Regions from separate parts of the Mus musculus genome. Here region 1 is linked to region 2. The links are chromatin contacts, found by Hi-C in ENCODE. All regions are on one chromosome and are shown on one strand. The core of a region is the stretch at or near the end of the contact, and the rest is flanking DNA. Distances in the headings are between cores, read along the strand shown. Region 1 overlaps Mboat4 (membrane bound O-acyltransferase domain containing 4). Region 2 holds the start of Wrn (Werner syndrome RecQ like helicase).

Region 1 (5,904 bases), core at 1,437-3,936, 740 kb after region 2:
GTTCCAGGTTCAATGAGAGACTCTATACCAAGGGAATAAGGCAGGCATCGATTGAGCAGTACATACATGTTCTCCTTTGGCCTTCACACATGCATACACAACACACACACACATACACACATTCTCTCTCTCTCTCTCTCTCTCTCTCTCTCTCTCTCGTTGGGGTGCGTGATAGAGATTGACATAAGGTTCGTCTTTCTGGGAAAGAATAGATAGTAAGTAGGCAGGATTCCTGTTCTGGACATGACAAATCAGGACTGCAGTAGGAAGCCAGGTCCTGACAGAGGCCGGAAGGGCCAGTTGAACAGGCTCTGAGTGGGAGGAACTCTGTGCAGATGTGCAATGAAAGTATCTGCTAGCTAGCCAGAACTGGCATGGCAAAGCCAACTGACTGGGTGATACACGCAGCAGAACTGCACAGCTTGGCGGCTAGTGATGGTACAGGCACAGTGGCTGCTTGCTGCCTTTGAGGCTTCTCATCTTGGCTAATCGATGGCTGCCTTCTCTGGGTTGTCACATGGTCATTGCACGTGTGTGTCTGTGTCTGATCATACACATGTGTGATTGTCCTACCTCTTTAGTCATGTTGGATGAGTGTCTGCCCAGTATGGCATCTCTTTAATTGCTTCTTTTTAAAAAAAATTGATTTAATGTATATGAGTACACTGTAGCTGTCTTCAGACACACCAGAAGAGGGCATCTGATCCCATTGCAGATGGTTGGAACCACCATGTAGTTGCTGGAAATTGAACTCAGGACCTCTGAAAGAGAAGTCAGTGTTCTTAACCACTGAACCATCTCTCCAGCCCCCCCCCTTTTAAATTTATTTATTATATGTAAGTACACTGTAGCTGTCTTCAGACACTCCAGAAAAGGGAGTCAGATCTTATTACAGATGGTTGTGAGCCACCATGTGGTTGCTGGGGTTTGAACTCCGGACCTTCAGAAGAGCAGTCGGGTGCTCTTACCCACTGAGCCATCTCACCAGCCCCCTCTCCAGCCCCTTTAATTGCTTCTTTAAAGACCCTGTCTCTAAATATGCTCACACTCTGAGTCACTAGGGCTTGGAACTTAAGGATGTGAATTTGGTGGGGGAGGGGGACACAGCCTGCAACAGAGGGGAAGTTGGATTTGGAGGTGACCCTGCTCTCAAGATAAGTCAGGCAAGAGGATCTGATGACCTTAAGTCAGAAGGAGACACAGCCATGGCTGGGGACAGTGCTGGCTTCTTCATTATACATAGTGTGATTGTCATTTTCTCTGGCTGTCCTCAGCAATCTCAGAGTCTCCAAGGGTGTCACGGAGAGAGTTCAGAAGACTGGTGGAAAACAAGTGTTACCTGCTTAGGTGCTACTCCTCCTCCTCACCCTGATGCGTTTTCAGTGTGCACCCCCAGGCACCGGAATATTATAATCAGGGCCTGGCTTATGTTTAACAATTCAACTTCCTGGAATCATCTTTTTACTACGAATTCTTATTTATTTTATTTCTAAACTTCTTCCATGTCTCCAGTCTTAATTTCTTTTTATTGATTTTTATTTTTTTTATGTATGGAATGGTCTAGAAATTACTCTACAGTATAGGCAAACCAACTCACTCTCCTCCTGACCCAGCCTCTTGAATGTAGTATGTGTCACCACACCAGGTCTGATCCTAATATTTGTAAGCCGTTCTCTTTTTAAAGGAACATTTTTAATTAATTTATTTATGATTGATTTGTTGTACACAACACAGTACTCCTATGGAGTTCAGAGAGCAACTTTTGGGAGTTAGGTGGTTTTTTTCATTTTCATTTTCTTTTCTTTTCTTTCTTTCTTTTTTTTTTTAACCACGTGGGACCTGGGAATTGAACTGTGGTTGTCAGTCTCAAGTGCCCACTGAGCTATCTCTCCAGCCGTTTATAAGCTATTCTAAAATATTATAACCAGGAGGTGGAGAGATAGCTCAATGGCTAAGAGCACTGACTGCTCTTCCAGAGGTCCTGAGTTCAATTCCCAGCAACCACATGACAGCATAAATATGAGTCAGATGGGTTGGGGTAAGGTTTTCTCTGTGTAGTTCTGACTGTGTAGTTCTTGCTCTGAAAACCATGCTAGCCTCGAACTCAGAGATCCAACTGCCTTTGCCTCCGCATGCTGAGATGCTGGGATTAAAGGAGTGTGATACCCGGCCTGGGATAATTAGTGGTTTTGCCCTGGAATAATGCACGGTTCTGAAAGATTCTAAGAGTGTTTGTGGAGCGTGATTTGCTATGAGATCTGTGGGCAGGTTGGAGGCGAGAGAACAAGTGTGAGACAATAAATATGGCGTGGCTTCACATACATGTTTATTTAAATGTCTTTCAGGTTCTACATCACTCTTTCTTCCCTCATGCTCTTGACGCAGAGAGTCACATCCCTCTCACTGGACATTTGTGAAGGGAAGGTGGAGGCCCCGAGGCGGGGCATCAGGAGCAAGAGTTCTTTCTCTGAGCACCTGTGGGATGCTCTACCTCATTTCAGCTACTTGCTCTTTTTCCCTGCTCTCCTGGGAGGCTCCCTGTGTTCCTTCCGGAGGTTTCAGGCTTGCGTTCAAAGATCAAGCTCTTTGTATCCGAGTATCTCTTTTCGGGCTCTGACCTGGAGGGGTCTGCAGATTCTCGGGCTGGAGTGCCTCAAGGTGGCGCTGAGGAGCGCGGTGAGTGCTGGAGCTGGACTGGATGACTGCCAGCGGCTGGAGTGCATCTACCTCATGTGGTCCACAGCCTGGCTCTTTAAACTCACCTATTACTCCCATTGGATCCTGGACGACTCTCTCCTCCACGCGGCGGGCTTTGGCGCTGAGGCTGGCCAGGGGCCTGGAGAGGAGGGATACGTCCCCGACGTGGACATTTGGACCCTGGAAACTACCCACAGGATCTCCCTGTTCGCCAGGCAGTGGAACCGAAGCACAGCTCTGTGGCTCAGGAGGCTCGTCTTCCGGAAGAGCCGGCGCTGGCCCCTGCTGCAGACATTTGCCTTCTCTGCCTGGTGGCACGGGCTCCACCCAGGTCAGGTGTTCGGCTTCCTGTGCTGGTCTGTAATGGTGAAAGCCGATTATCTGATTCACACTTTTGCCAACGTATGTATCAGATCCTGGCCCCTGCGGCTGCTTTATAGAGCCCTCACTTGGGCTCATACCCAACTCATCATTGCCTACATCATGCTGGCGGTGGAGGGCCGGAGCCTTTCCTCTCTCTGCCAACTGTGCTGTTCTTACAACAGTCTCTTCCCTGTGATGTACGGTCTTTTGCTTTTTCTGTTAGCGGAGAGAAAAGACAAACGTAACTGAAATCTTTCCCTGCCCTTCATCTCACCTAGCCATTAAATACTGCTTAGGAAATGCCAGAAGATGCCTTGATGAATAATGTATTTAAAACTATTCATAGTGAAAGTTTTTAAGTATTGGATGGATAAACCTGATGGCTGGCCACAGAGATGTGTTTCTCTTCTGTGGTGGTTTGAATAGTAATGGCTCCCATATGTTTATATATTTAAATGCTTAGAGGGTGACACTACTTGAAAGGACTAGGAGGTGTGGCTTCATCGGAGGAAGTGTGTCACTAGGCTTTGAAGTTTCAAAAGCCCAGTCCTAGTTTAGCGTCTTTCCCTGTAGCTTGCCGATCTGGATATAGAACTCTTAGCTCCTCCAGCACCATGTCTGCCTGCATGCCGCCATGCTTCCTGCCATGATGATAATGGACTAAACCCCTGGAATTATAAGTCAGCCCCAATTAAATGATTTCCTTTATAAAAGTTTCTGTGGCCGTGGTGTCTCATTACAGCAGGGGAACAGTAATTAAGACTTGTGCATTAACAAGCTATTCTATTGTTACTGAGGTACAAATTGGAGAAGCACAGGGACTTCTCTAGATGTGGAAGTGAGGTTGAAATGAGCCTGGATATAAAAACATCAGGTGTGAGTAGAGGGCGTGATTCAGTGAGTGTCTGCCCAGCAGATGGGAGGGCTGGGGTTTGAGCCTCACTACCAGATTTAAAAAACAAAACCAAAACATCAAACTACTGTGAACCGCATGAAGATGTTATATGCACAGAAATTAAATGCTTAGTACCCATTGGGCCCAGTTGATTCTGGGATGTGAAGTATTGCAATCTGGTATGAATGACTTCTTATTGCCATAATGAAATGTTAGAGACAGGCAGACTTATGAAGGAAAGGATGTTTATTTAGGTCTCAGAGTTAGAAGTGCAAAGTCTGATGGTTTGGCTTCTGTTGATCCCTGATGGTGGATGCTGTCACATCATAGCAGAAGTGCGAACAGGGACAATGGCTCAAATCTTGGAGTAAACCAGAGAGCTGTCTGGACCAATATTATTTTCTTTAACACTCCTCTTAGGAAAAATACATCTCATGAAAACTATCTTCAACTCTTTGAGTGACAGGACTCCATTGGGGGTCCATCTCTTAAAGGTTTTGCTGTCTGTCAACACTGCCACCCTGGGGACCAGGCCTCCAACACACATACCTCTAGGAAACATTCAACCCTAATAAGTCAGGCAAGGTGGCACAACACTGAAATCCCAGGACTCTGGAATCCTAGACAGGAAAATCTGCAAGTCTGAGGCTGGTGGCTACTACATAGCCTTTGACCTTGCAGAGGGTCAAACAGAGACTCAGACCAGAAAACAAAAAGTATGCCTGACAGGAAGCAAAACTGACAAACTCAACCATGCTATAACAAACTAGATACTCAGCCCTTGCCATAGCTTGAAAAATTTAGTCTATGTAATCATCTCAGTTCTGAAAACAACTCTTAGCACCCTACAAGACTGGACTTTCTGCTGGACCTCACAGCCGAGCTAATACTACACCTTGAGGTCACTGAAGACTAAAGTCGGCTATCCTGCTCTGTACTTGTGCTGTTTATTTAACCTGCCTTTCAGAGAACAAACCTTACTTGCCTTGGACTTCCTATGTAAACATCTTTTACAAGCTAAGCTAATAAAAAGTTGTAATCTTATGTTATGTACCCTTACATGCCCTTGACCCAGATAATGCATGTATATCATTTGCTAAAAGCAGCTGTCTTTAGGGTTTCTATTGCTATGAAAAACCATGGCAACTCTTATAAAGACAAGCATTTAATTGGGGGTGGGATTATGGGTTCAGAGGTTTAGTCCATTATCATCATGGCAGGAAGCATGGCGGCATGCAGGCAGACATGGCGCTGGAGAAGGAGTTGAGAGTTCTATATCTGGATCCATAGGCAGAGGAAGCAAGATGACACTGGGTCTGGCTTGAGTTTCTGAAATCTCAAAGCCCACCCCTAGTGACACACTTTCTACAATAAGGCCACACTTACTCCAACAAGGCCATGCCTCCTAATAGTTCCACACCCTATGGGCCTATGGGGAACATTTTTATTCAAAGTACCACAGCAGTAAATACAGAAATTGAAAGCAACTTCCTAAAATGTACTATAAAGGTTGAAATAATCCATATATTGGTTGATAAACAATGATGTTTGTTGTCTGGTTCAGTTGAGATCAGTTTTGTTGTGGGGTCCGCTTAAATCCAACCTACAGCCAATATTACTCAAACATCAGGTCAATGCAGATGTCAAAAGTTTATGGTAATCAAGCTGCTCTTGATCTATCAGGGCTGAAGAACAGACTCAGGAGCTAATTATGACCCTGAAGGGACCTTGTATAGCATATTTAAAGGATGAAACCATAAAGCAAGGGGGAAGTAGTGTGGGCTCTGGTATTGACCAATCATATTTTAACATAAGTTGAACAAGGGAGTGTCCATCAGTAGGGATAGGAGTTGGTTCCTGGGGCTGGGAACAAGAACTTTGACCCTGCCTGCAAGATGGAAAAGTTGACCCTGAGATGTCTGGACTCAGACAACTGTGAACTTACAACA
Region 2 (6,237 bases), core at 3,552-6,051:
CACAGGAGTTGACTGGTCTCCCCTATAAATCTGACTCTAAGGAAGTCATTTGTACTTCCTGGCAATCTACACTTCTCCCTTTACCTATTTACTACCCTCTCTACCTATGATGACAATTTTACAACTTTCCCTCCTTCCTTAAGCCTATCGTACCTCCTCTGCCACCTCCATCCTCAGTTCATTTCCTTGCTTCCAGCCGCCACAAGCTCTCAAGCCGAAATGAATCACCTTATAGTGTCCATGTAACAACTAATTTTATTTCGAACTGGCTGGGATCCATTGGCAGAGGAATGCCCCGACATTTGTTCAAAATTCTGGCAGTACTGGGGAATCTAGCCTCTATGGTAGATCCCCTGGCACATGTGGAACCCTGGGTTCCATACCAACACATTCTAGGAAGAAGAAGCGAGGAAGAGGACCAGAACACAGGCACGTCCTGGGCCTCAGATTCAGGCGGACCAGAAATTATACCATCAGCAACCCTACTCTGAGCAAATCCTCCATCCCGTCCTCACCTTCCTGGTGACAGCCTTAGTTCAATCCAGAGATTTCTGGGAAGATGGGAGGTGTGGTGTGGTTGCTTTCGTTTCTGTTATTGATTTGAGATAGTATATTGCTATGTAGCCCTGGCTAGTCTAGCGTTCATTAGCCTTGAACTTCTACAATCCTCCTGCCTCAGTCCAAGGACTGGGGAATACAGATGAACACCATCACGCCTAGCTCTAACTATATAGCCGATGGGCATCCTGATAGCCTCAACTCAAAACAATAGCCAGAATGGTCCTGTTTAAATCTAAAGATTAAATAACATACCCAATTTTAAAAATTAAAAAATAAATAAATTTTAAAAAGATTAAATAACATGACTGAGTGAAATTTAACCCCAGGAAAACAAGGATAAGAAAAATGGCCAATATAGTAACTCACATTAGAAATATAATGGAATAAAAACAACATGCTTATCTAAATTTACAAAGATAATACCTGATAAAATTTAACAATTTTTCATGATTTTAAAAATGAATAACAGAAGGCAATTTCTTCAACATAATAAACAGCAATTATATGACCCTGCGGAAAACACCAAGCAAAACAACTTTTCCTTTAAAATATCCATTTTTATCACTGCCGCTTTTGAAAGTTCCAGACAGAGAATTTATAAGGGCCACCTTTGATAGTTAATCTTCACTGTCAACTTGACAGGATCTGGAATCAACCAAGAGATAAGGTACTGGGCACATCTATAAGGTATTTTCTTAATCAGGTTATCTGAAGTGGGAAGACCCAATCTAACTATAGGTGGCACCTTCCAGTGGTGTCCAGATAAAGGAAGATGTGGGGGGAAAGCTTTGCCTCTTGCTTCTTCGCCTTCAAGTTTCGCTGGTGAGTTCGGTTACCCTGTTGATATGGTTATCTACACTGAAAGTTCATGTGTCCTGTTGCTGCTAAGGTCACTGCTGTAACCTTCCCTCACTTATAGCTGTAGCTTCTTTGGAGTTCCAATACAGACTGAAGACCAGTGGCTCTCCAAGAATCATCCATGCCTTCAGCACTGGATTGAGACTGCTGCAACATGCAGTTTCCTGCTCTGAGCAGCTACAGAGTTCTCCACCTCTACAGTAAGAAGACTGCCATGGTAGAAATACCCAGACTATAGCATATAGGCCAATCTAATGTGTCCTTGTTTAATATAGATTCATTCTATTGATTCTTTTCCTCAAACAGTGGTTCTCAACTCCCTTTGGGAGTTGAACGACCCTTTCACAGAGGTGGCCTAAGGCCATCTGCATACTCAGATATGCACTATGATTCATAGCAGTAGCTAAATTACAGTTATGAAGTAGCAACAAAAAATAACTTTATGATGGGAGAGTCACCATAATATGAGGGGCTATATTAAAGGATTTGTTTCAGATGAATCATCTGAAAAAAAGCAACGCCATTTACGACAGCAGTTAACAAAATATCTAAAAATAAATGTAACCAAAAAGGTTTAAATAAAAAAGACTTGCTTACTATAAGCTGCCTTCCTACATGGAAAAGAACGGAAGTTAGACCCTTAACTCAAACTGAATACAAAGATCAACTCAAATATAACAGCTAAACCTTTTCGGGGTTTTTCTAAAGGGGGGGTTAAAATGAAATTATCAGAGAATAGATGAAAAATGTGTGCCTTTGGAAATGGTAATAGATTTAATATATTAACATATACAGATAATAAGCTGAGCATCATCAAAATTTCGCACTGTGTGAAACATTATTGAAAAGTGAAAAAGTTCCAGCATCGTAGAGCATGCCCAGAGTCCCAGCACTTGGCGAGCAAAGGAAGGGGATCAAATTCAAGGAGAGTTTGTATCTCAGCATCCCCCAACAAAGAAAAAAAAAAAAAGCACAAAACATGATGGCTTGCAACATGTGTATATATATACACACACACATACATATATATATATATGATGACAGTTTCATATTCAAATGAAGAGCTCCTACAACTGAATAAATTAAAAACCCAAATTTGAAAACAGGCAAAGGACTATGTTACATTCTTTACCAGTGAAGTGTAGCCATTAAATACATGAAAAGCTGCTCAATGACATTAGTCATTAACCAAAGCCCAAATACCAAATACAAAGCAAAACAAACAAGATACTACCCCATGTCACCCACTAACAGAATTACAATAAGAAAGGATTTAAAAAAAAAAAAAGAGTAAGTTTTGACAAGGCTTTGGGGAAACTAAGACACTTGTGCATTACTCCTGTGTGAAAGTTCGGCAGTTACTCAAAAAGCTTATCACAGAAGCCAGAAAGTCCCATATAAAGAGATACATCAAAAAACTTTAAAGCAGGGACACAGATACACACAACATTCAGGGCAAAGGAGAAACCAACCTATCAGTAGTATAAAAGATAAGCAAACTATCGCACATATGCACAAGGAACCATTCATTCACTAATTCAGCCTTAAAACAGGAATTAAGCTCAGCTCTGAACAACAGCATAGATGGGCCTTGAAAAGGAAACCTTGCTGGATGGACGGAGCCACATCTGTCAGGTGCAAAAGAACAAATGGCTCTATTTACATGAAGTATCTGAAATGCATGGATTCATAAGAGAAGTGAAATATTACAAAAATTTCTGGGGCCTGGGAAGAGGAGGCCATAGAGTTATTGCTTTATGGCTGCAGAGTCTCTGCTTAGGATGAAGAGCAAGTTCTGGAAGTAGGGCTAGGGTGTGCGCAGTAAAAGAATAGGTATTTATAGCATGGGCAATGCCCAGCATCCAAAAACAGACAAACAAGAACCCAAATCAACAACAAAGAACGTGGTAGCAGTAGATAGCGGCGACATTTGCACATGCAGAGTGTAATTTATTATCACTGAACTGTACTTAAAATTATTAAACTGGCAAATTATAGTGTGTGTGTGTGTGTGTGTGTGTGTGTGTGTGTGTGTGTGTGTTTCCCTGAAAACTCGACCAGAGCTTCCCAACACTTCAGGATGACACACCAGATTCCTAACATAGTCATGAATCCTGCATAATCTCTCTGATCTCTAAGAGCAGGCCCCTTTTCTCTACCCTAAAGGCCTTTCTAGGTTACTCTTACTCCAAGCAGCCTCCTTCAGGCTTGCACTTTCTTTCCTGTCCCATAGACACTTCCTTCACAGTGAGGACCTATTGGGAATTGTACCTCCCAACACCCACTGGCCCTCACCCGTCTTTCTTTCATTTTCACTTTGTCAATACTGCACTTGGCATTTTGTGTATCTCTTTCCGCTAAATTGTGAGCTCAAAAATGGGTAAATTTTCTGTTTCATTCATTTTGTTATCTCAGCAGCGCTCAACAATTATATGCTGAATTAGCAGAGCTGGGATGCCATTCAATTGAAGAGCGCTGTATCAAGCAGGTGAGTGGTCCCAGTCTGGGGTTCCATCCTCAAAGCAAGAGGAGACACAGGGGACAACTAGTATACAACGACATCGAGTACCAAACTGCCCTATACGCCGCAGGCTTTGCATACAATCTCTAATAAAAGATCAAGAGGGCATGACAGGGTAGGCCGTACTCTCTTGAGTTCGAGGACAGCCTGGGCTAAAAGTGTGAGGGGCTACAGAAGAGAAGCCGGGTCTCAATAAAACCAAAGGGAAAAATAAGGCTGAAATTTGTTATTTGGGGACTCTGGATTAGCATCCTAAAGAGTTTTTTGCTCTCCAGGTTTTTACATATCAGGTCTATGGGAGAACGAGTCATATTCAACAAGACCAAATGCTCATTAGTACAATGACTTAACCTTAAGAGGTCCAAAACAATTTGCTCAGTAGTGGAAAGTCGGTTGCCTCCCCGGACTCAGTTACCTCTGCCTCCGAAGCGCTATAAACAGCAGCTGGGGCGGAAGAGGCGGGAAAGCCCACTGACGGGACCAGAGGAGGCCTGTGGCTCCGAGGCCCCTTTCCAGGGGATCTGAAGGAGAAAGGAGGCAAGGCTCCCTTTCCAAGAATCTCCCCAACACAACCCCAAGAGAAAGCCTCGTGGGAGAGAGAAACAAGCGTCCGAGATGCGTAGATATAGCCCAGGGTACGCAAAGGGGAGAGGCAAAAGCGGGGAAGGCACGTTACCCTGAGAAGAGCCAGATCTAAGGGTCTTCTCCTCCAGCAGGATGATTTATGGAGGACTGAGAACCAAAGCCCAGGACCCAGGCATCGAGAGAGGCCTCACATTTACTAACTTTATACCAACGGGCGCCTCGGTGCACTTCTGGTCTGGCGACTGCCCTTCCCTGCACTCCGCCCGCGGCCCCGCCCAACCTCTCCCAGCCGCGCCGCCCTCCCACCCACCGCAGCCACCCCGCGCAGCACGCATGCTCAGAGCTGACGGCCGCTGGGCACGCTGGGAAATGTAGTCTCAACGCAGGTGCGGGTGAGTCGCGGGAAATCACAACCCTCCCGCCACCTCTCCTGCCGGCTCTCTCGCACGCCGGGTCCCCGCGCGCTGTCTGCCGTCAGGGCGCGCCCGGAGGCAGAGCCCGAGTCCCCCGTCTTTCCGCTAGCGCGGCTGGGGAGGCGGGGTCCCAAGCCCGGCCCCTCAGGCAGCTCCCCGCCTCCCTCCCGCCCTCCCCGCGGCGTCGGGCCGGTGCCCGAATCCAGGCAGCGGCCGCAGGAGGCGCGGCGGCGGCGGTGGGCGCCGCAGGCGATGCCCCTGCCCCGCTGCTCCGGCGGGGGGCAGAGCGCGCGGCGGCGGCGGCGGCGGCGGGGAAGGAGGCGGGGGGCGGCGGCGGAGGGGCCGAGAGCTGGCGGCGGCGGCGGCGGTGGTCGTGAAGGGCATCGGTGACGGAGATGATGTGAGTGTCGGCTGGCTGGGACCCCCGGGGCTGCCGAGCCGGAGCTGGGCGGCTGGCAGCGTACGGGAATCGGAGCGGGAGGCCTGGGGCGGCAGAGGGGATGCTGTGTGCGCGGTGCGGAGCCGGCCGAGGCCGGAGCGCGAGAGCCGGGCCAGAGTAGGGGTTCCGGGCGGCGGCAGCGGGGGCAGTGCGGACCCAGGGGCGTCTGCGATTGTTCTCAACACCCCTCCCCCATCCCACCCCGTGTGTCTGTTTGTCACTTGCAGCTGAAGATGGAAAGAGCCAGGCGAAGGGGAGGCGGCGGCAGCGGCGGCGGCCGTGGCCGCGGAGGCAAGAATGTAGGGGGCCCTGGCCTAAGCAAGAGTAGACTCTATCCCCAGGCCCAGCATTCTCACTACCCCCACTACTCCGCGTCAGCCACCCCTAATCAGTCTGGGGGCACATCCGAAATCCAGGAGCTAGCCTCCAAACGTGTGGACATCCAGAAAAAGAGGTTTTACCTAGACGTGAAGCAGAGCTCCCGGGGCCGCTTCCTAAAGATAGCCGAAGTCTGGATAGGGAGAGGCCGGCAGGACAATATCAGAAAGAGTAAACTGACCCTCTCCCTGTCGGTAGCAGCAGAGCTGAAGGACTGTCTAGGCGACTTCATCGAGCACTATGCCCATCTGGGCCTGAAAGGCCACAGACAGGAGCATGGCCAGAGCAAAGAGCAAGTCTCCAGGAGGCGGCAGAAGCACTCTGCACCCTCCCCACCGGTGTCAGTGGGGTCAGAAGAGCATCCTCACAGTGTCCTCAAAACGGACTATATAGAGAGGGACAATAGGAAATACTACCTGGACCTAAAGGAAAACCAACGAGGTCGCTTCCTAAGGATTAGACAAACCATGATGCGGGGCACT

Evidence for each region. A loop is a pair of places that touch in the nucleus more often than their neighbours do.
Region 1: a loop to region 2 is called in a map of T-helper 1 cell, with 5 times the contacts of the local background. The contact joins the enhancer-like site here to the promoter of Wrn in region 2. A Hi-C loop is called at or near these places in 2 of 37 maps with a recorded cell type or tissue (T-helper 1 cell and T-helper 17 cell).

What each region holds. Positions count from the first base shown.
Region 1 is chr8:34,121,410-34,127,313 of GRCm38, forward strand. Mboat4 (membrane bound O-acyltransferase domain containing 4) reads left to right here. Exons shown (of 3, transcript NM_001126314.2): 3 at 2,346-3,776. The coding sequence ends at 3,309. Among named protein-coding and RNA genes, the nearest start is that of Gm39158, 3.5 kb to the left of the region's middle. Within about 2 kb of position 2,687, at least 1 of the 3 ENCODE cell types and tissues checked has a DNase peak (open chromatin) inside an H3K27ac peak, as active enhancers do.
Region 2 is chr8:33,380,726-33,386,962 of GRCm38, forward strand. It overlaps Wrn (Werner syndrome RecQ like helicase), which reads right to left and starts at 4,802. Exons shown (of 34, transcript NM_011721.4): 1 at 4,617-4,802. It overlaps Purg (purine-rich element binding protein G), which reads left to right and starts at 5,117. Exons shown (of 2, transcript NM_001382855.1): 1 at 5,117-5,338; 2 at 5,605-6,237. The coding sequence starts at 5,611.